2 separate regions of the Mus musculus genome follow, and region 1 is linked to region 2. A link is a loop called in an ENCODE intact Hi-C map of the cell type or tissue named here. Cell type or tissue: left cerebral cortex. All regions are shown on one strand. Links, peaks and the distances in the headings refer to the core of each region. The heading gives the core; the rest is flanking DNA.

Evidence for each region. Peaks named below come from ENCODE experiments on the same cell type or tissue, not always from the same donor. Only the 100,000 strongest peaks of a DNase experiment are listed, where the experiment ranks them.
Region 1: it touches region 2 in a loop (2.2-fold over the local background); 4 of 42 quality-filtered maps call a loop at or near these places.

What each region holds. Positions count from the first base shown.
Region 1 is chr10:80,654,377-80,665,098 of GRCm38, forward strand. It overlaps Btbd2 (BTB (POZ) domain containing 2), which reads right to left and starts at 2,118. Exons shown (of 9, transcript NM_145361.3): 1 at 1,754-2,118. The coding sequence starts at 2,109. In left cerebral cortex, for the core only: CTCF peaks have their summits at 5,045 (motif pointing right) and 6,963 (motif pointing left); DNase peaks (open chromatin) are centred at 1,886, 2,279, 4,668, 5,039 and 1 more place; H3K4me3 peaks cover 2,028 bases; H3K27ac peaks cover 1,835 bases.
Region 2 is chr10:80,573,318-80,584,039 of GRCm38, forward strand. Klf16 (Kruppel-like factor 16) reads right to left here and starts at 3,979. Exons shown (of 2, transcript NM_078477.2): 1 at 3,430-3,979. The coding sequence starts at 3,883. It overlaps Gm26710 (predicted gene, 26710), which reads left to right and starts at 4,807. Exons shown (of 3, transcript NR_155863.1): 1 at 4,807-4,965; 2 at 5,630-5,758; 3 at 5,997-6,179. Abhd17a (abhydrolase domain containing 17A) reads right to left here. Exons shown (of 5, transcript NM_145421.2): 5 at 10,332-10,722. The coding sequence ends at 10,521. In left cerebral cortex, for the core only: CTCF peaks have their summits at 3,131, 5,267 (motif pointing right), 5,785 (motif pointing right) and 8,476 (motif pointing left); DNase peaks (open chromatin) are centred at 1,900, 3,235, 3,624, 4,162 and 4 more places; H3K4me3 peaks cover 3,550 bases; H3K27ac peaks cover 4,303 bases.

The sequences.
Region 1 (10,722 bases), core at 1,014-9,013, 80 kb after region 2:
AACTGAGTTCATGTCTGGGTCACCACACACGTTGCTCCTGGATTCTACACTGACAGTCAACCCTGAGCTACATGGTTGGTGGGTGGCAGCCAGGCCCAGGGAGTTATGGCCCTTCCCCACAGCTACCTTCTGACTCGTCTGTGTTGAACCCTGAGAGACTGTTACAAGCACAATACAGAGGCAACACATTCGAGCAGTCCCAGATGGGGTTATCTAAATGAGTCCAGTTCACAGGTAGGGAAACTAAGGCCCAGAGAGCTCAGAAGAAGGAAGGACCTGAAGGGTCTTTCTGGTGCCTTCCAACAAGTCAGGCAGCCGACCCCTTAGCAACCCTCCACAGCACCACTAAGAAACCTCAGCCACTTGGAAGCCAAGTCCTCCACTGCCCACCGTACCACCTGTGAAGCCCCCCCCCCCCAACTCTCCACAAGCTGTAAAGGGGCTACAACATCCCCATTCTTCTTGCTCCGGCCCCCACCTGAGTGAGAGACCTCTGAGTCAACACTTCCCCTCACCTCTGCCCCTCCAGCAAGAGACCACTTCTCTCTTTCCCAGAGGGCTACACACACACACCCACGTCCACATTCCCCATTCCTGCCATCAAGCTGGACAAGCTACCCCACATGGTCATAAAGGTCATGTGCCAAGAACCGCACTGGCAGGCGGTACACGCTACCACAGCTTGCACAGAACTCGCAAAAGGCCTCAATCCTTTCTGAGGCTGTGCCAGACCCTTGCCCACTCCCAAAGAGCTCAACTCATCGTGGCCATGGTGAGGTCTGGGGGTGATGGCTCAGACAGGCTGGAAGCCCAGTGCTGGAGGAACAAGAGGCAAGGGTCTCTGATGGGGCCAGTAGGTTAGATGGTGTGAGGTGTGAACATGGGGTAAGAAGGGGATCTAAGGGGTCATGGGTGGGGACGGAGGGGGCCCTAGAACTGGATAAGCTGGAGGAATGTTGGGGTGACTAATGGATTCAGAGAGCAGAGAGGATCCAGGATAGAACGGAGCAGAACCTAAGGATAAAATGAAATGGCCCTAGAACCAGGTTCAAGGCAGGCAGGACCCAACAGAACCTCCAGGTTCCCATGTTTAGGAAGTACACTGTGGGGGAAGGGGGTTGTGGGAACCAGGTTCAGGTGAAGGGGTCAGGAATCCTAAGGTAAGAGCCTGAGGCTCCAGATTCAGGGTCCAGGGGTGGTGAAAGGTCTGGGTGGGGTGTAGAGTCTGAGGTACATGATCCTGGGTGGAATGCAGATTCTTGGGGTGCAGGGTTCTAGGATGCAAGGTCTGGGGTGCAATATCTAGGAATAAAGAATCTGGGTGCAGTCCAGGCTCTTGGGATTAGGGTTGGGATGAAGGGTTCAAGCAGACTGCAAGGTCTGACTGCAGGATTTGGGATGCAGGATCCTGGGATGCAGGGCCTGGATAGGGGTGCAGGTCTGAGGTGCAGTCTTGGGTGGAGTTCAAGGTCTTGAGTGCAGGGTTCTAAGGTGCTGGTTCATGGGGTGCGGGGTCCAGGTGAAGTGCAGGATCCGGGTGGGGGAACAGAATGGGGGGGTGCAGGCTCTGAGTGGACTACGGGGTTTAGAGTGTGCGGGGTCCAGGTGGAGTGCATGGTCTGTGATGAACGGTCCCGGGTAGGGCGCAGGGTTTCAGGGTGCTGGTTCCTGGGGTGCAGGGTCTGGGTGGGGTTCAGGGTCTGGGGATGCAGGGTCTGGGGTTGCAGGGTCCGGGCGCGTCCCGGCGGCCCACCTGTGCGCGGGGACGCGCTGCGAGCTGAGCCCCTTGCCCACCAGGAAGTGCACGTCGCACAGCACCTCGTTGTTGAAGAGGAAGGCGAAGCGCTCCTGCACCGTGGGCTTGGTGGCCTGCCAGTTGTACACGGGCTCGCGCAGCAGCGCGCCTGGGCCCGCGTCGTCGCGCTCGTCGCCCACGGCCTGCGCGTCAGTCCCGGGCCCAGGCGGCGGGGACGGGGGCGGCGGAGGCACCGGGGCGCAGGCAGCGGCGTTGCTGGGGGCGGCGGCCGCGTTAGCACTGGGACCCAGGCTGCCCGCGCCGGCCCCGACCCCCGGCGGGCAAGACGCGCGCCCGCTGCCGCCCGCCGCCATCTTGTCGCTGCGGCGCGGGGGCGGAGCCACGGAGGGCGTGGTCATGGGGCGGGGCGTTTGAGAGGAGGAAGGGAGGGGCGGGGCTAAAGAGAGCCGAGACCTGAGAGGGGCGAGGGGAGGAGACAAAAAGGGAGGAGCCAACGGGAGGACGGGAAGGGGGAAGAAAGGGCAAGGCTAGGGAGGAGGATGGATTGGAAAGGGAAACGGGGAGGGAGAGAGGGAGGGAGGGAGGAGAGGAAGATGGAGAAGCGATTGTGAGCGTAGAGAGGAGGGGAGGGAGGATGGGCGTGGCAGGGCTAGGCCCAGGATTGGTGAGACAAGGAAGAGGAGGGCCCCGAAATGCCAGAGGAGGAAGGAGAAGGGGAAACAGAGGAAAAAGGGACCGAGAGAAATGAGAGGGAGAAATGGATACTGGGACAGAGAGGAGGGCAACAGGAGGGGTTGAATGGGAGGAAAGAGAAGGATGTGGTAACGGGGGAGGAGCAGAGACAGGAGGTAGGGGAGGTAGTCCGGGCCATGGAGGCGCAGGCCATCCCTGGATTCGAGCAAGGGCAGGAGGAGAAGGATGAGGAGAGGCAGGGAAGGCATGGAGAGGTAAAGGACAGACAGAGGAAAGAAGCAGGAAAGACAGCATGGGGAGGGGAGGGGAGGGGAGGGGAGGAGGAGGAGGAGATCACACAGTGGAGGAAAGAGGCCCAGACTTGAGGTGAAGGGGCGTGGTGCATCTGAGCACCCCGGGGCTAGAGGGCGGGGCCACAGGGTCTAGATGGAAGCCGACAGAGGAATAGGGATGGAGGGAAAAAGGAAGAAGGACAGGCCTTTGAAGATGGTGAATGCGGGAAGGTTAGGAGAAACGGAGAGGAACAGAAGGAAGTGAGGATGTTGAGGTCTCAGGCCCTTGATCCCACCCACACAATGCTCCTGAGCCCCTGAACCTAGCCAATCCCGGCTCTGCCTTAGGCTGTAGGACATTAAGAACCCAAACTAGCTGGGCAGTGATGGCGCGCTCCTTTAATCCCAGCACTTTGGAGGCAGAGGCAGGCGAATTTCTGAGCTCTAGGCCAGTCTGGTCTACAGAGTGAGTTCCAGGACAGCCTACACAGAGAAACTCTGTCTCAAAAAAAAAAAAATAATAATAATAATAATAATAATAACCATAATAAAAAGAGCCCAAACTAGACTGTGAACCCAGAAAGGGAAAGAAGTGGAGTGAGGGGTAAGGTACAAAGAGGAGGAGAGGACAGGCCAGGCCTGAGGAAGGAGAGACTGGAGGAGGGGCAGGAATTACTATGTATCTGGGCATGGTGGGCAACACCTGCCATCCTAGCACTGGGAGCCTGAGGCAGGAGGATCACAAATTCAAAGGTGGACAAAGCTACTCAGGGAGGCAGAAGGGGAAGAGAGGAAGGAGGGCAAGCTTTGTTTCCACAGGTTAATTAACAGGGACTGACTGGCTTAGTCCTGAGTCTCACGAATCTCATCTGGAAACAGGCTCAGCAGAGGGACCAATAAAAGTGAAGAAAGAATCCTAGCACGAGGATAAACCATCCAAACAGATTTCAACAGCCTGGATCAGGCCTTGCCTGCAAGCCGCAATAGCTCAGGGCCTTTTGTCCTGACAGCTAATAAATGTCTTTACTGTTCTGGGCAAGTCTGCTCTGTTTTTCTGTTATTTGTAGCCAAAGGCTGGGAGTTGAGGCAGCTCTCCTAGGCCGCCATCTTTAAACACCTGCCATTAGGGACTTTGCTCTTGAAGTGCTTATGACAAGCCTGATTTGATCACTGGGACAGTCAGGGGGTTCACAGCCAGTTAGCAGTGGACAGGAAAGGATTGTAAACGGAATGTCCTAGTACACACATGGTGGCAGCATTAGATGCATGCTTGTAAATTCTGCCCAGAGTGTGGTGATACATGCCTTTAGTTCCAGCACTTGCAGGCAGAGACGTAGGCAGACCTCTGTGAGTATGACGTCAGCCTGGTCTACATAGCAAGCTCCAGGACAGCGAGGGTTACACGCACGCGCATGAACACACACACACACACACACACACACACACACACACACACACTCACACACACAGAGGTCCTGCGATCCCGGGGGACATCTTTGGAAACCTAGAATCCCCACTTCATGAGGCGGGCAAGATGCTCCATATGTGAACACAGATTGAAACTGAACAATTGGACAGACAGACCTGACATTAGGACAAGTAACCTTCTTAAGACAGTATTCAAAGAGAAAAACACAAACGTAATAGGCCACAGAAAGCACAGGATGCATGGGCAGGAAAATGTCTAGGCCGTTAGCCCACTTCAAACAGCAGCCTGATTCTGTGACCCCGGAACATTCCTTTTATGCTCGTTCCTCCTCCCTTTAAAGAACCTTTGTGTTTCTTCCTTATTTTTAGGGTGCAGACTTTGATCATCTGTGGAAGAGATGGGTGTGGAACTCAAGGCAGAGCTAAATTCTAGCCAGAGCTCCACCCCTGACCATGCCCCACATCCGCTCCTCATTGGGGGATTCTAGGCAGGGCTCCACCCCTGAGGTGCATCACTAATAGGAATCATTATACCTCTGCTCTTTTCACAGAAGGTGTCTCTCTGTAGGCTCAGAGCAAACCTCTCACTTTCCCATGTGGCAGAATTTCAGGCTTCATTGCCCACCACTTTTTTTGGTTTGTTTCGTCGTTGTTTTTTTGAGACAAGGGTTTACAGCCCCCTGGCTGTCCTTGAACAACCTCTGTAGCCCAGGCTGGCCTGGAATTCAAAGATCCTCTTGCCTCTGCCTCCCTAGCGCTGTGATTACAGGCAGCACGCCTTTAATTAAAGACCACCACCTCCTCCAGGCCATTGCCAACGTCTTTAAAGGGTGTTTGTGAATTCCAGAGTCTTCTCTTCTATCCTGTAATCAGCCCAACTCATGGCCGCTAGAGGGAGCACTACACCAACGTGCTCTCTGCTTTCCCGGGTTTTAGTTTTGCTTTTTTATAAATAAACTTTATTATATATTTTAAATACTTACAAATAAATTAAAACCTTACATACCAAAATTAAGCAGACGGAACGAAGTCTGTACAACTCTACAAGTAGGACAGTATAGAGTCAGAGCAGGCATTCGGATCGGAAGCTGCAGAGCTTCTTTGTGTTAGAATTACACGATCAGTGTGGAATTCGTTTTAATGCATTCATTTAACACAGAAAACAAAACATCCATGATAGAATAGAATTAGAAAAACAATTAGTCTTTTGGTTTTGGTTTTGGTTTTCGAGACAGGGTTTCTCTGTGCAGTCCTGGCTGTCCTGGAACTCGCTCTGTAGACCAGGCTGACCTCAAACTCAGAAATCCGCCTGCTTCTGCCTCCCAAGTGCTGGGATTACAGGTATGTGCCACCGCTACCTGGCCGAAAAACAATTAGTCTTATATCATTTTTTTTCTTCTCACTCAGGCCCTGCTCTCACAGACCTTGCTCACTCTGGCCCAAAGATTTATTTATTTATTATATGTAAGTACACTGTAGCTGTCTTCAGACACACCAGAAGAGGGCATCAGATCTCATTACAGATGGTTGTGAGCCACCATGTGGTTGCTGGGATTTGAACTCAGGACCTCTGGAAGAGCAGTCGGTGTTCTTAACCACTGAGCCATCTCTCCAGCCCCCCAAAATCTCAGGTAGCCCCAATAATCCAAGGATTCACTATGCAGCCAACATGACCTCCACACCCACATCCTCCTAGTCCTACCTCCCACAGGTGGACTGACAGGCACTGTCACTGTACCAGATTCTTGTTTCATTTCTTTTTAAAAATTCATGCCTGACGGCACTTGGGAGGCAGAGACAGGAGGATTTCTGAATTTGAGGCCAGCCTGGTCTACAAAGTGAGTTCCAGGACAGCCAGGACTATACAGAGAAACCCTGTCTCAAAAAAACAAAATAAATAAATAAATAAATCGTGTGATCCCAGGTGCTCTTGCAGAGAACCTGGGTTCAACTCCAAGCACCCATGGGTGGCTCTCCTGTTCCTCCAGCTCCAGGGGACCCCACTCTTCTCTGGCCTCCTCAGACACCAAGCCAAACAACCAAAGCACATAAAATTAAGGAGTGAAAAAATCAGTAATTCTTTCTAAGGATTTTACTTATTTACATCGTAGCTGTCTTCAGACACACCACAGAGGGACTCAGATCCCATTACAGATGGTTGAGAGCCACCATGTGGTTGCTGGGAATTGAACTCAGGTGCTCTGGAAGAGCAGCCACTGCTGAGCCATCTCTCTAGCTCAAAATCAATATTTTTAAAATATTTAGTTAGTTAGTTATTTCGTTTTTTTGAGACAGGGTTTCTCTGTGTAGCCCTGGCTGTCCTGGAATTCACTCTGTAGACCAGACTGACCTTGAACTCAGAAATCTGCCTGCCTCTGCCTCCCAAGTGCTGGGATTGAAGGCGTGTGCCTCCATTGCCCAGCTCAAAATCGATAATGTTAAAAAAGTCAATAAAGTGAAAAAGAGTATAGAAAGACACGAAGGGAGATGTGAGTCCATGGCTCAGAGGTGAGGTCTTCATCTGCCATCGGCATATTCTAACACTGCAAACAAAAGCTTACAAACTCATGTGTTGTCTGTTGTCACCTTAAACCCCAGGAGCCTAGCAACTAAAATTAAGATTTTGGAAAAGAAAATACTTTTTCTCCAGCCAAGGCATAGTGATGTCTGCCTGTTACCAGGAAGGCCAGGGTGAGACTTGAGGGATGCAAGCTGAGAGACCCTGCTGGAGCTGCCGGCCCCCATTTCCTTAGCTGCCTCATTCTGTTTTAGATTCCTCCCTTCCCCCAACTGCTACAGCGCCCCCTTGTGCCATGTGAACGCTATGCTGGTTGTTCTTGAGGTGATCTGTGCCCCTCAGGTGTTAAATATTATTGCTGGTCTCCAGCTTCTGCATGCCAGGGAATTGCCCAGTTGGATCACCCACACATGCCTCTCAGACATTAGAATATTCCAGAACATTCCAGAAGCACGGCCGAGACTCTAGGAAATCTCCTCAGTGAGACATGCATTGGTGCTTGAACTGAAAAGAAGACTCATGTCTCTTCCTGACCCTCCAGTAGCCTCTGTCTTGCCAGAAGAGAGGGGTCTGGGCCAGTGCCTAGAAATGTTTGGTTGCGACATGGCATGGGATTCTTTCTTTCTCCTTCTTTTCTTTTCTTTTTAAGGTAGTCTTCATGATTCTTCATGGTTTTTTTTTTTTCTGATTTATTTATTTATTATTATATGTAAGTACACTGTAGCTGTCTTCAGACACACCAGAAGAGGGCATCAGATCTCATTACAGATGGTTGTGAGCCACCATGTGGTTGCTGGGAATTGAACTCAGGACCTCTGGAAGAGCAGTCAGTGCTCTTAACCACTGAGCCATCACGCCAGCCTGGGACTTTATTTTTCTTTTTAGAAAATATCTGTCTGGGGCTGGTGAGATGGCTCAGTGGGTTAGAGCACCCGACTGCTCTTCCGAAGGTCCAGAGTTCAAATCCCAGCAACCACATGGTGGCTCACAACCATCCGTAACAAGATCTGACTCCCTCTTCTGGAGTGTCTGAAGACAGCTACAGTGTACTTACATATAATAAATAAATAAATCTTAAAAAAAAAAAAAAAAAAAAAAAAAAAAAGAAAATATCTGTCTGTCTGTCTGCCTGTCTGCCTATCTGTTTATTTATATAAAGACTGGGTTTCTCAGTATAGCCCTGCCTGCCCTGGAACTCATTCTGTAAACCAGACTAGCTTTGAACTCAGAGGCCCCCTCTGCCTCTTAAATATGGGATTAAAGCAGCACTTCCTGACCACACACAAATGTGACAATGACATAAAAGGACAACTTGTGGAGCCACACATGCTGGGTGCTGAGCCACACCCCTAGAATTGAACTCCGAATGTGAGCCTCAGGGTCAGCTCCAATGCCCACTGTGCCATCTTGCTAGGCACTCTCCACTGACTCCTTTAAGAAGCACACTTATGTCTTATTTATTCGTATGTACACGAGGAGGCCAGGAGGAGGCTGTGGATGCCCTGGAGCTGGGTGACATGTCCCTGTGGCAAGCTGTCCAGTGTGGCCTCACAGAGATATCCTTTCCTCTAGCTCTCTTATGTACTGGGATTAAAGGTGTGCACCACCACTGCCCAGTGGCTTTTGCTTGTTTGTTTAAAATTTTTAAAAAGATTATGTGTGCTGGGCGTGGTGGCGCATGCCTTTAATCCCAGCACTCGGGAGGCAGAGGCAGCCAGATTTCTGAGTTCGAGGCCAGCCTGGTCTACAGAGTGAGTTCCAGGACAGCCAGGGCTACACAGAGAAACCCTGTCTTGAAAAAACAAAAAACAACAACAACAAAAAAAATTGTGTGTGTGTGTGCTGTAGCTGTCTTCAGACACACCAGAAGCAGGCATTAGATCCCATTACAGATGGTTGCGAGCCACCATGTGGTTGCTGGGAATTAAACCCAGGACCTCTGGAAGAGCAGCCACTGCTCTTAACTGCTGAGCCACCCCTCCAATCCTATTTAAAAATTTTAAAATGTTTTGCCTTCATTTTTGTCTGTGTGCAGTGCCCAACTTGGCTGACGAGGGCATCTGATCCCCCGAGCCTGGATTTACACACGGTTGTGTGCCACCATGAGGGTGTTGAGAATAAAACCTTGGTCCTCTGTAAGAGTAGCCAGTACTCTAACCGTTGAACTATCTCCCCAGCTCCGGATATTTGCTTACTAGGGGGTACCTCAGAGATGGAGTCAGGAGTGACCACCACTGGTCTCCAGCATCTACTTTCCCCTGGTTCCTTTGTTTAAGCCCCTGCAGCCCCACCTGCAGCCCTGGGGGCCTTCTCTCCCATCTATCTTTCTCTCTTACAGCCTGATGCCTCTGAACCCCTCCCTCCTGTGATCTTCATTACCACCAGAACCCCAGACTCCTGTCCCTTCTGCCCCCAGTTTCCTTTTGGTGACTGAAGACTAATTATACTCTGCTCATTAGCTCTGCTGTTAACTCCCATGACCCCCCATTGCCTGAAGCCTGCAGGCAGACTGGGTCTACAAGCTTGTGATTTACAGGCTGTGACTTGCACTGTCGACAGACCATCCTGCCTTTCAGTTCTTCTTGCAAGACTCCACCCTCCACTTTCTTCCTGGGGCCCTCAGCCTTTCTGAGCCCCAGAACACTTCCCTAACTACCTACTTACTCTTTCCACTCTGATCTCCATCCACAGCCTCTGTCACTGAAGCAGTTTTAGTCATCACAGGAGAATCTTCCTCTGGTGGCCTCCATGAACACCATGTTGCCAGTCATGACCATTTGTCACCTCTCCTAAAATATCAGTTTGTCTCATTGATTGCACTATGAGTGTCTTTGGTCTGTCATGTGACATTTATCTATTTACTGACCAGTGCAGGCGTTTGAACATGTTTGTGTATTTCAGGCAGGTGCCGGGGACATCAGAGAACAACCTTGGTTGTTCTTGCTTATCTTCCCCCTTGCTCCAGGCAGGACCTCTTTGTCATTTGATACTGTGTCAGGTTGGCTGATCTGCAAGCTGCCTTAGAAACATTGGCATGCTGCACGTGTGGCAAGCACGCCTGAGTCTACAGGGGTGTTGGGGGTCCCCACTCAGAGTCCTCAGTCTCACAAATAATTTCTCAATGTACCCTTTTTTTTTTGTTGTTGTTGTTAAATTGTTTTTGTTTTGTTTTGTTTTGGAGACAGGGTCACTCTGTGTAGTCCTGGCTGTCCTGGAACTCACTCTGTAGACCAGAACTCAGAAATCCGCCTGCCTCTGCCTCCCAAGTGCTGGGCATGAGCCACCATGTGTGTTAATTTGTTTTCTGAGACAGTGTCTAACTGTAGACCAGCCTGGCCTGTTTCCCTTTCCACCACCCAGCAGAAAACATTTATGATTTTCATTTACTTAATGCTGAAAGTGAATGTGGGTGTGGAGGTCACCGGATGATTTCTGGAGGCCAGGAAATCAAACTGAGGTGGTCATTTTCGTAGCCAATTAGAGGCCCACTTCTGTTTTTTTTTTTTTTTTTTTTTTTTAAGTGCTTCAGCCTTGCTGAGCAGAGCTCTATCCACTGAGCGGGCTTGTGCCAAGACCCTGCCCCTCCCAATCTCGCTGTGCTCAGGGGCCACATGCCAAGCTCTAACCCTCCCAGGTGGCACCACGCCCCAGCAGGCCCGGGCAGCTCGGGCGGTGACCGCTCTCTGCCCTCTGCCGCCTGCCAGGAACAGCTCGTCCTAGGAGAGGTTGCACTAGAATTTATTTTTGTGGTTTTCTTGAAGCCGGTGGAGCCCGCCCTCTTCTATGTCTGACTAGGGAGAGACAGGGAAATCCTGGTGTTGGAGAATCCGGGAGTGGTGCTCAGGGCCACAGGCCTCTGGCGGAGCAGTAGAGTTGCCACCTGGGTCTAGTGACAAGTAGGTCCAGAGCTGCATGCTGGGGCAAGGCTGGTCATCTTGGACCTTGTTCACCCCAGCACTTTGGAAGTAGAAGGGAAATAGAAATTTAAGGTTCTCATCATTTACACAAGTTTTAGGCCAGGCTGAGCTTCGGAAGAGTCGGAATCCAGCCACACC
Region 2 (10,722 bases), core at 1,738-9,737:
TGAAGCCAAGCAGGCCTCTGAGACAACCCCGCCCTTGAGATTAAAGGCAACACTTCAGTAGCCTTCAAAATCCCAGCCCTAGAGCCAGCTCAGTGTTCCCTCTCCAGCCACACTGTTCCTGGCCCCACCCAGCTACACAGGCCTCAGCAAATCAGCCCTCCCCACCTTCCCACTTCATGGTTACTGGGGGGCAGGATGCCCACAAAGACCCTACAGTGTCCTGGTGACCACAGATATGAACACTTCTTCAAACCTCTAATTTTTGTGTGTGCATCATTGTGTGTGTAGGAACACGCACCAGGTGCATGCAGAAGTCACTGCCGGTGACAAGCGGGGACTCTCCTTCTGCTGTGCTGGTCTCTGAGATGCATCTTTCTTGGCCGTCACCCTTACCCAATTGAGCCATCATCACCCTTGCCCAGACTCAAGTTTCTCAGACTTAAGTAAGCGGGTTTTTCGGCTATCTGGAGATGAGCCTGAAGCCTCCAGGAGATCCTGGGCACTGAGGAGGCCAAGCTGAAGGGCCCAGAACATCTTACTGTGAAGAACTGGTCCTAAAGGGGTGAGACCCTGCCTGGATGAATGTCCAGACCTCTCCTAGGTCTGGGTTCTATCTCACGAGACCATATCAAGGACCCCCCCACCCTCTGAGGCCCAGGGAAAGAGGATGCCAGAGATGGAGGGGGCTTGGCAGGCAGAACAGGAGCCAGCCTCTCCTCCCGCCCCCGCCCCAAGGCTAGCTCTCTCGGTATCCATAGCAACCACGTCAACATCTCCCACAGTCTCTAAAGTCCTTCCCCAACCCAAGCAGGGGCTGTGGCAACTGGAGTGTCAAGCTCTGCTTACAGCCTTTGCTGGGAGTGTCCTGTAACCCCCACCACCAGCTCTCCTCCGCACCCCCAAGTACAATGAAGTGGACATAGCGGGGCTGCAAGGTGCCCTCTACCCGGTGCTATCTGTGCCTCCATCAGAGAACTAAACGGATCCAGGTCGTAGTCAGGCATGAGTGGGTAGGTAGACAGGATTCTTTCTCCTAGTCCACAGCCTTAGGGCATGGCTCTGGAGGGGATCAGATCTACCTCAGGCCCTATACTAGAGATGAGTCCTACTGACCTGAGGTGTACGTGACCACACAGGCTTCCTAAGTCAGCAGTATGCCACCTTCACTTGAGGGTGGAGTAGCCAAATCCCCTGCACAGAGAAGAGACTGGGGAAGCCAGCTGTGGCTCTTTAGCCCTAGGCAGAAGACTGAAGCAGGAGGATTTACCTTGAGTTTCAAAGTTAGTTTGGGCTACAGAGTGAGAACATGTCTCAAAAATTGAGGCCTGGTGGCACACACCTTTAATCCCAGTACTGGACAGGCAGAAGCAGGCCAATCTGTGAGTTCAAGGCTATCCTAGTCTACAGAGCAAGTCCCAGGATTGCCCTGGCTACAGTCGTTTAAATTAACTAAAAGGCAGGATGTAAATTCAGTGCTCCCCAGACACCCCCAAAATGACATAAAGGTGCCCAGATCCAATATGAATCTCTTGATCCCATGAATGGTGTTAATAAGGGAGTTTGGGGACACGGTATCCCGTGTGTGTCCTGGTGGTCAAGGATGATTCAGGATCCAGTGTAGAGTGGAACTCCATACCCCACCTCGTGGACCTGCCTGCTGTCATCCCTAGACCCCAGACTTCAGCTCTCAGGCCTCAATTTCTCTAGCAAGGCAGGTCACCCTTCCCAGCTTAGGGGTGGCTTGCAGCCTTTGACATTTGAGTAACAGAACTGTCTCCAGGTGGGGAGGGCGTTGGATTCCTCTGTGATCGACCTCAAGTTCTGGGAACTAGGAAGCCTGCTGGGTTGGAAGGTGTGGGTGGTGCAGTCTGAATCAGAAAGACAGGGTCCCTGGCTCAGCAGGCTCCCATCACTGCAAGGCCAAATTCACTTGGTGTGAGCCAGGACACCCTGGATTCCAGTCTGTGGCAAAGAGAGACATCTTTCTCCACTCTCTCTCTCCCTTCCCCCAAACCAACCCCCAACACACACACACAGCCTTGCTACATGTGTGGCCCCCTCAAATGTTCTGTAGAGAGAAATGTGTATACACAGGTGATATGGAGCTGCCCATACATGTGGGCACCAACACGGGGGTAGCCCCTAGACCACAGGGGCTCAAGCCAGCAGCTCAAAACACAGTGAGAGGAGGCATCATCTATGCCCTCTCTCTGGCTCAGTAGAATCCAAAGATGGCTCCTCCACCCCCATACCTGCCCTGAACATGCCTGGGGCCACCCACACACCTATGGAGGCTGTCCTAATCTCTCTCCCAGTGTGACCATGTTAGGAGACCCACCCCCACCCCCATCAAGCCCTCTTTGGGTGCCTTGCTGCCCACATCAACTGTATCAGTAAGGCAGCCTCTATCTCTTATATAGACAGGAGATGGCGAACCAAAAGCAAGTAAATAGAGGGATAACAAGCAGGGGGCCCTATCCCAGGGATGCCTTGGAGCTGTTGACTACACCGCTGTTAAAGGGGTAGATTGTCAAATCCCAGTGCAAATCCCAGCTAACATGGATAGACCCTTGGACAGGAAGCGGCCAGTACCTAGCAAAAGGTTTGCCCCATCCAATCCGGGGGGATTGGGCATCCCAGAAACACTGGTGTGGCTAAATCTCGTTGTCCATCTTGGACCTTGACCTGACCCATCACAGGTGTGTGGAGTGGGCCAACACAAAACGTAGGCGAAGAGTTGTGGTGAGGATTTCAATCCCACTGGATTGAAGATTCAAGCCCCAACTCCAGGTCCGGGTCGTGGCCTCGCTCCACCATGTTAAAAGTACACAGAATGGAAAGAAAAATGTTCCGGGCAGCCACCCCTCACCACTGCTATGCTACCACCTAACCCTGCGCGAGAGTCTTCGCTGCCCTTCGGAGGGAATCCGCGCTGCTACCCAGAAGGCCGTAACCCGGATCTACCGACCCTCTTCACAGATAAGGAAACTGAGGCTGGGGGAGGGCCGAGAAAGAACTACGGAACCGGATGTTCTGACCACCAAGGGCGAGACCATGAAGCGCAGAAAAACAGGACAAGAATACCAAGCGAAAACGAAGGAGTAGGGGGCTGAGGACTGTGATCGCGCGTGGTGGACCCACCATGCCGGGGTAGATCCCGAACAACCTGCAATCGCGGGAGATTTGGCCACCAGGGCCGCCCTCCGCGCGCCGCCCGACCGCGTGGCCGCCACGCCTCCCCGCGCGCGCCCCACCCACCACGTCCCCGCCCTCCCGGCCGGCGGGCCGCTGAAGCCTGGGCGCGCCCCCCTCCCCGCCCCCCACGCGCCACGCAGTTTCGGGGTTCCAAGTGAGATGGGGGAACGGGGTCCCCGAGACCTCTCTAATGCACTCCCTGCATCCCACCTGTGTAAAATACGAGGGGCTTACCTGTGTGAGTCCGCAGGTGTGACTTGAGGTGCGAAGACTTGTAATAGGCTTTGGCGCAGCCATGGAAGGGACAGCGGTGGCTTTTGGCGGCGCCGGGGGCGCGGCCCGAAGAGGGAGACGAAGCGGCTGAGGAGGAGGAGACCGGAGAGGTGCCCCCCGCGGTGCTGGCTGCGGTGGCGACTACCGGCCCGCCTCTCAGATCGGCCAGGATGCTGGCGGCCAGCAGGTGGGGCGCAGCGGTGGCGCCTCCCGGCCCCGGAGCCGTAGCTGGCGGTGGCGGTGCCCCAGGGGTCCCCGGCGGCGTGGCCTCGCGGCGCGTGGCGCGCACATCCAGACCGGCAGCGGGGCCCGCGCCCTCGGGGCCGGGTCGTCCGCGATGCACCACGGCTCCCGAGGAGATGGCCATGAGCACGTCGGCGGCAAAGTAATCCACACACGCCACGGCCGCCGACATGCCGGGCAAGGACGCGGAGACACGGAATCGGCGGCGGGAGAGAAGCGGAGGCGGTGGGACCTACGCCCGTCCGGCCGGCAGCGGCTGCTAGAGTGCGGGAGGCGGAGGAGGGAAGGGAGGAGGAGGCCCCGGCGCGCCGCCGCCGCCCGCGCTCAGTCCCGCCCCGCCCCGCCTGACGCTCCCTGACGCACCGGAGCCCGCGGGGGCGGCCGCAGCCTGCCCCTCCTGGAGGACGCCCCCTCGGGGCTCAGTAGCCACGCCCTCTCCCCACCGCGGACACGCCCCCTCCTGCCGCGCCCTCGGTCCTCCAGAGAGTCGCGCGCCACCGCTGATGGGCGGAGCTCACACTGCCAGCTGCCGGTCCTCCCGCACTTCAAACCCCCCCTCCCCTCGTGTACCAGCAGAGCACCCGGGGTCCCCAAATCCCTGGATTGTGCCCTCTCCACGTAAGAACAAGCCAAACGGAGGGAAATCGTTCCCCTGGCCTGGTACGCACTACCCTCACCAGTGCCCTTCCCGGATCGTCACCTCCCAAGGCTTTGAGAGTTACGCCCACCCCCGCGACACGCCCACACACCCCACCCCAGCCTCGGATGCTCCGCCTCCTACCCCCAGTGCGCGCCACGCCTCCTCCGGGCGCGCGCTCCATCCTCTTCCCGGCGCGCCCACCACGCTGTGCCCGGTGCGCAGTCGCCGGGAACTCTCCCCTCCCCAACTCGTCCCTCCTCCCACTCCACATTCAGGCACTGGGACGCGCCCCTGTCCGCGGTGTGTGTGTCGGGGGATGGGGTGGGGAGTGCGATCCGCACGTGGCCAGGGTGGGGGTGCGGAAGCGCGCTGCCCCGCCCCCGGGCCACGTGCGCGACCCTCCCCCTCCTTCCTGGCCTTGAAGCAGGGCAATAACCCACCAATCCTGACTCCCCATCTCTGGGTCCCCAATGCCATTCTTGGCTTGGGGACAAAATATCCCGGAGGTCGAACTTGAGAGCGTAGGGTACCCACTACCCTGCCTAGCTGATCGAGTTTGTAGAGTTCGTCTTTGCGCACCGGGACTCGAGAATCACTAGGCCTGTGGATAACCGGTATGGCAAAAGTGAACAGGGCTGCAATAAGAAGGTCTGGCTCGGTCATCTATGCGAAGCTAGGGACACTGGAGTTCTGGTTGTTTCGTCCCTCCCTCACTGGCCCTTTGAGACTGGGACAGGGAAACTGAGGCTGACTAATGGAGCGATTGGAAACTTCCATGGATAATCGACCAAGTTGTGAAATGATGGTCCCCTAAAAGCCCCAGGCCCTAGGCGCCGGTTGCGCGGAAGTAGGAGACCAGGCTCCCGCCCCTTCCTAACTCCCGCCGGGTTGCGGAGGCCATGCAGTGGCCCGCGCAGCCTCCAGGGGGCGAAGCACCCCAACCGACAGCAGTCTGTCGGTCCGAGCTCCATCATGTTTATTCCCCAGCAGAGGCTAACCGGTGGCAGAGGTCCTTGCTCTGGGTGTCATCTCTACCTTCCCCACCTGCACCCCAAGCTGACTTGGTCAGGTTCCAGTGCTCTGCCGTCGAGTTGGCCATGTTTCTCTAGGCCCCACTATACTTTGTGTTGACACCGTGTCCCTCAACGACAGAGGTTGAATACTCTGGGGGACCTCTGCACAAATCTAGCTGGACAGAAATGGACAGGTTACACAAGTCCACGTTGTTCAGAAGTACACACCTACCCATCTTTCCATTGCTTGCCCTCCAACAACCAGAACCCTGCGATCCTGACCCAGCTTCTGTGGCTTTCTGAAGGGATCTTTTGCCCTCCCTCCCGCCACCTGAAGAGAGGAGCCATCAGGATGAATTGATTCATGATGCCCCGCCTAACAGCAGCTAGAGTGGTAAGTAAGGTTGGTTGTACAACCACCAGGTGGTGCCACTTAGCATGCCCCAAGCACATTTGTGTCCTAAGGGCTTAAGCCTGTGAGAGCCGGCTGTGAGCTAATCCTGCCATTGCATGTAGCAGCCCCCCATTACCGTTCATGCATATTAGCCTCATACCCCAAGCCCCAGACACGAGGTGGATCGGTTGTTGATCTGACCCAGGAGAGACCTAAAAACAGTCGCCCTACCTTACAGATGGCACAGTCAAGGCTGAGGACTCTGGGAAAATATCCAGCCTGCTCCCACAAGAACAGGAGTACTGGTAAGTCACTCTTTCTGATGGTATCCCTAGGGCTCAAACACTTGGTCCTTGCTAGTCCCACGGGGGAGCTCTGGTTTGTCCTTTGTTTTTATTTTCATAAAGGATCTACGGGAGTTATGGGGACAGGTCTGACACCCAACATTTGGCTACACAAATTTCAGGTCTTTTTTTTGACACAACTCTGGCTGACCTAGAATTTATTCTGGTCTCAAACTCAGCGTGCCTCTGCCTTCCGCGTGCTGGAATTAAAGATGTGACCACCACACCAGTCCCCCAAAGGTGAACTATTAAGGACCACGTTGAGAACTTTGGGTTCCTATATGAAGGATGGGGCTAAGATGCAGGGGGCCTAAGAGAGCCCCTGGCAGGCACTTGGGTCTCAGAAAAGTCAGAGATCCCAGAGACCTGTCACTTCCTGGAGACTTAAAGTGTGCCTGTTTTGACCTATGCCCTGGGGACATCCACAGACTTGGGTCCGGTGGAACAGAGACTACAGACCCATCCATGTCACTGTTGCTCCCAACTCATGTGGCTGAAGCCAGCCAGGCATAGTGCTTTTTGTTGGGGACAGTGACCCTAAGATTTAGCTTGAACCTGGGCAGCATCCAACACAAGCAGGAAGCTGAACCAGGCTTCATAGGACTATGTTTTGTGGGGATTTTTTTGTTTGTTTGTTTTCTTTTTTTCTTTTTTTTTTTTGGTTTTTCGAGACAGGGTTTCTCTATAGCACTGGTTGTCCTGGAACTCACTTTGTAGACCAGTCTGGCCTCGAACTCAGAAATCCGCCTGCCTCTGCCTCCCGAGTGCTGGGATTAAAGGTGTGTGCCAACACCGCCGGGCTCTTGGTTTTGGTTTTTATTTTTGATTATCTGGGCATGTCATCCACACCTTTATGCCTAGTGCTCCGAGGTGGAGGCAGGAAGATCGGGAGATCAAGATTATTCTTGGCTATAAAGTTGCAGAGCAGGGCAGTGATGGCCATGCCTTTGATCCCAGCACTTGGGAGGCAGAGGCAGGGGGATCTGTATAAGTTTGAGGCCAGCCTGGTCTACAGAGTGAGTTCCAGGACAGCCAAACCTACACAGAAACCTTGTCTTGAAAAAGAAAAAAACAGGGCTGAAGAGATGGCTCAGCGGTTAAGAGCACCGAGACTGCTCTTGCAGAGGTCCTGAGTTCAATTACCAGCAACCACATGGTGGCTCACAACCATCTGTAATGAGATCTGTAATGAGATCTGATGCCCTCTTCTGGGGTCTGAAGACAGCTACAGTGTACTTACATATAATAAATAAATATTAAAAAAAAAAAAAAAAGAAAAGAAAAAGAGAGCAACCTCTGAGCCAGTGAGCAGGTCAGCCACTTTTGCGTGTATGTACAATAATATCCAACATGGGTGCCTCAGAACCAAAGGTGGCCAGCATCCCAACATGTTTGTCCTGGTCCCTATTATATATATATCCAGGATAAGGGAGGTAGCTGTGTCATAGAGACCTGTGTCCAAGGACACGGTGGGCTCTGGGGAAGTCTGAACCTTGGGCAACCATTGGTCCCTGGCCTTTGTTACTCTCAGCTGGGTCCATTGGTCCTCAAAGACAGGAAAGTCCTACCAGCTATCAACGACTATGTCCATGTTTGAGACATCTGTGGCAGGCCTGATCCTGTCCCCTCGAGCCTTTGGGTGCCCTGACATCCCTGGAATCCTAGGTCCCTTGGCTGGAGGTTAAGTTGGGTGTGGGGACATGAGGTGACCCCAGGACCTTGTGGCCCTGAATTGGACTAGGAAACCACTACACGTAGGGCATGAAAGCATGTCGGGGAGAGCAGCCTGGCCACAGCCTTAGCCAACCTTGGGGGTACTACAGATAGCATTTGGTGAAGGGCTGTGTGTGAGGAGCCTAGGGGAAGACACTAAGGAACAACTGTAGGACAGCGAGCCACGGATACCTGTGGGTGCTGCTGACTGAGGTGCTGTGCTGTGCTGTGGAAGCCACAAGCACTGGGTCTCAGAGCAGAAGAGCCACAGGGAGGTCACAGGATCTTATCCTGAATTTAAGATGATGGCTTCATTGCAAGTTTAGTCTGTAAAGGAAAGACCTGCAGTCGTTTCTTCTTGGGGTGTTTTTAACACAGGGCTTCTCTGCTTAGCCCTGGCCCTCTTGGAACTCTCTAGGTCCCTAGACCAGGCTGGCCTGGAACTCACAGGGCTCCTCTTGCCTCTGCCTCCACCTCCTGCGTGTTGGGATTAAAGGTGTGCACCACCATGCTCACCTTTTTACTTTGTTTTTAACTTGCTGTAGCTGATATGCTGGCTCATGGCTGTCATTCCAGCAGTGGTGAGGTTTGAGGCCTGGGCTACATAGTGAGTGTCAGTCAGCCAGGCTCAGAGACAGAGGGAGATGAGATCTGACGCCCTCTTCTGGGGTGTCTGAAGACAACTACAGTGTACTTACATATAATAAATATTTTTTAAAAAAGAAAAGAAAAAATAGAGCAAACTCTTGAGTCAGTCAGTGGGCAGGTCAGCCACGTATGCATGTATGTAATGTCCAACATGGCTGCCTCAGAGCCAAAGGCGACCAGCATCCCCAACATGCTTGTCCTGGTCTCCATTATATATATTATATATCCAGGATAAAGGAGGTAGCTGTGTGCCTCAAAAAGAGAAAAAAGAAAAAGCACAGGTTGTGGATGGGTGGCTGGGCTCCTCCCCATTCACTGTGCCCCAAGTTCTGTCCCCAGCAGCCCCAGGTGTGGCAACAGTAAGTTCAGAATCAGAGCAAATTATAGAGCAAGACCCTGTCTCACAGAGTAAGCAGGGGACTGCAGCTGCAGCTTAGGGAGTGAGCGGGCAAGCAGTGCTCTCCATCCCCAGCACCCAGGAAACCAGACTTTGTGCTAAGCACCAGCTGAGCTTGGTTGGAGGACAGAAGAACACATCTTTTCTTCTAAGTACTCAAACACAGCCTTGCTATTTTATCGAGAGCCGTTGTGACCCAGCACCACCATCCCCCCGACACACACACACTCTGTGCACACACTGTTTTAACATTTTTGATATAGGGTCCTCTGTACCTGAGTGCGTCCTCAGTACTGATAGCCCTCTCCCCCATTGTAGGATGACTGGCTCAGAATGAGGCGTGCCCCTCCTTACCCAGTACATTCTGGGCCTATGTGTACCAAGGTCGTAGTGGAAACAGCCCTGGACAGTAGTTCTGCAGTTCTGCATTCCCGGGGGATATGTGGGAGCAGTGGGCATCCACCAGGATGAGAAAAGGGGGTGTTGGGGTAGGGAAACCTGCAGCAGGTGGCAGAAGAGCCAAGCTAGGCTGTGGGACTACAGACAGGGTTCTAGTGGGGCACCCGAGCAACCTGTGCAAAGGTCCTGAGGCTAGAGAGTAAGCAGACTCTAGGTTAACAATGTCCCCGTGCGGTGAAACATGGACTTGAGAGCCAGCTTAGGCACTAACTAGTGCTGGAGTCAAAACCACCAATTTCAGGGGGCTGGAGAGATGGGTCAATGGTTGAAAGGACTGGCTGCTCTTCCAGAGAATCTAGGCTCAATTCCCAGCACCCACGTAGCACAGACATATATGCACTCAAATCAACAATGTACATAAAAATGCTGGTCGTGATGGCGCATGCCTTTAATCCCAGCACTCGGGAGGCAGAGGCAGGTGGATTTCGGCCGGCCTGGTCTACAGAGTGAGTTCCAGGACAGCCAGGGCTTTACAGAGAAACCCTGTCTTGAAAAAACCAAAAAAAAAAAAAAAAAAAAAAAAAAAAATACATAAAATAAATTAAAAAAAAAAAAAAAAGCAGTGTCACTTCTGTTCTTCAAGGGCTTTAGCCACACCCCCAAGTATTCTAACTCGCCCAAATGTACCACCCACTCTTAAAGTGATGCATCCCGAGTCAGCTCAGGGTGCTCATCTCCCACACAGGCCCTTCCTCACCCTAGGGACCCTGTGGCTAGAGGAAACAACACATGGCTCAACTCCACAGAGCACACGAGCCTAGATAGAGCCAGCAGGTCTGGGGGGACCCCTTCAGCTCCCAGGTGACACAGTGCAAGGCCTGGTCCTGGCTTTGGACCAGGAATCTTCGCATCCAGAGTGGGAGCCTTGTGCGCTGTAGGGACTGCCCTGCAGTCCTGGGGGCAGGCCCTGGGTGGGACAACCCGAGGTTTTCCTTCACATTCCCCATAGCCAGCTGGTCTCAGCGATCTCCCAGCCCTAGGAAGGCGCACTAGAGCCACAAAGGAGCCAAGCAACCCTAAAATCTTAATCCTTTAATTAGTTTCCCTCTTTCCTTCTCTTTGCTTCCATGAGGAGAGAAGAGGGACCTCTGACGCCTGAACATGGCTCATGGCCCCTGGGGTGCCAGGCAGGGTCCTGGGCTCCGGGTCACATGCAGTCCCGGCAGGAGGCCCATGTACTGCTGAGGTCCCTGCAGCTTGGCTAGGCGCGTTGGCTGGGCAGCTCCTGGGAAATGAAGCGGCGTAGGCGCTCCAGGTATTGACTGTACAGCTCAATGTCATTGTGCCCAGCGCCCTCCACCCACAGCGGCTCCACAGCCTTTGGGCAGCGCTCATACAGTGCCAGCCCGTGAGAGAAGTCGATCACCTCGTCCTCTGTGCCGTGGATGATGAGCACCGGTGAC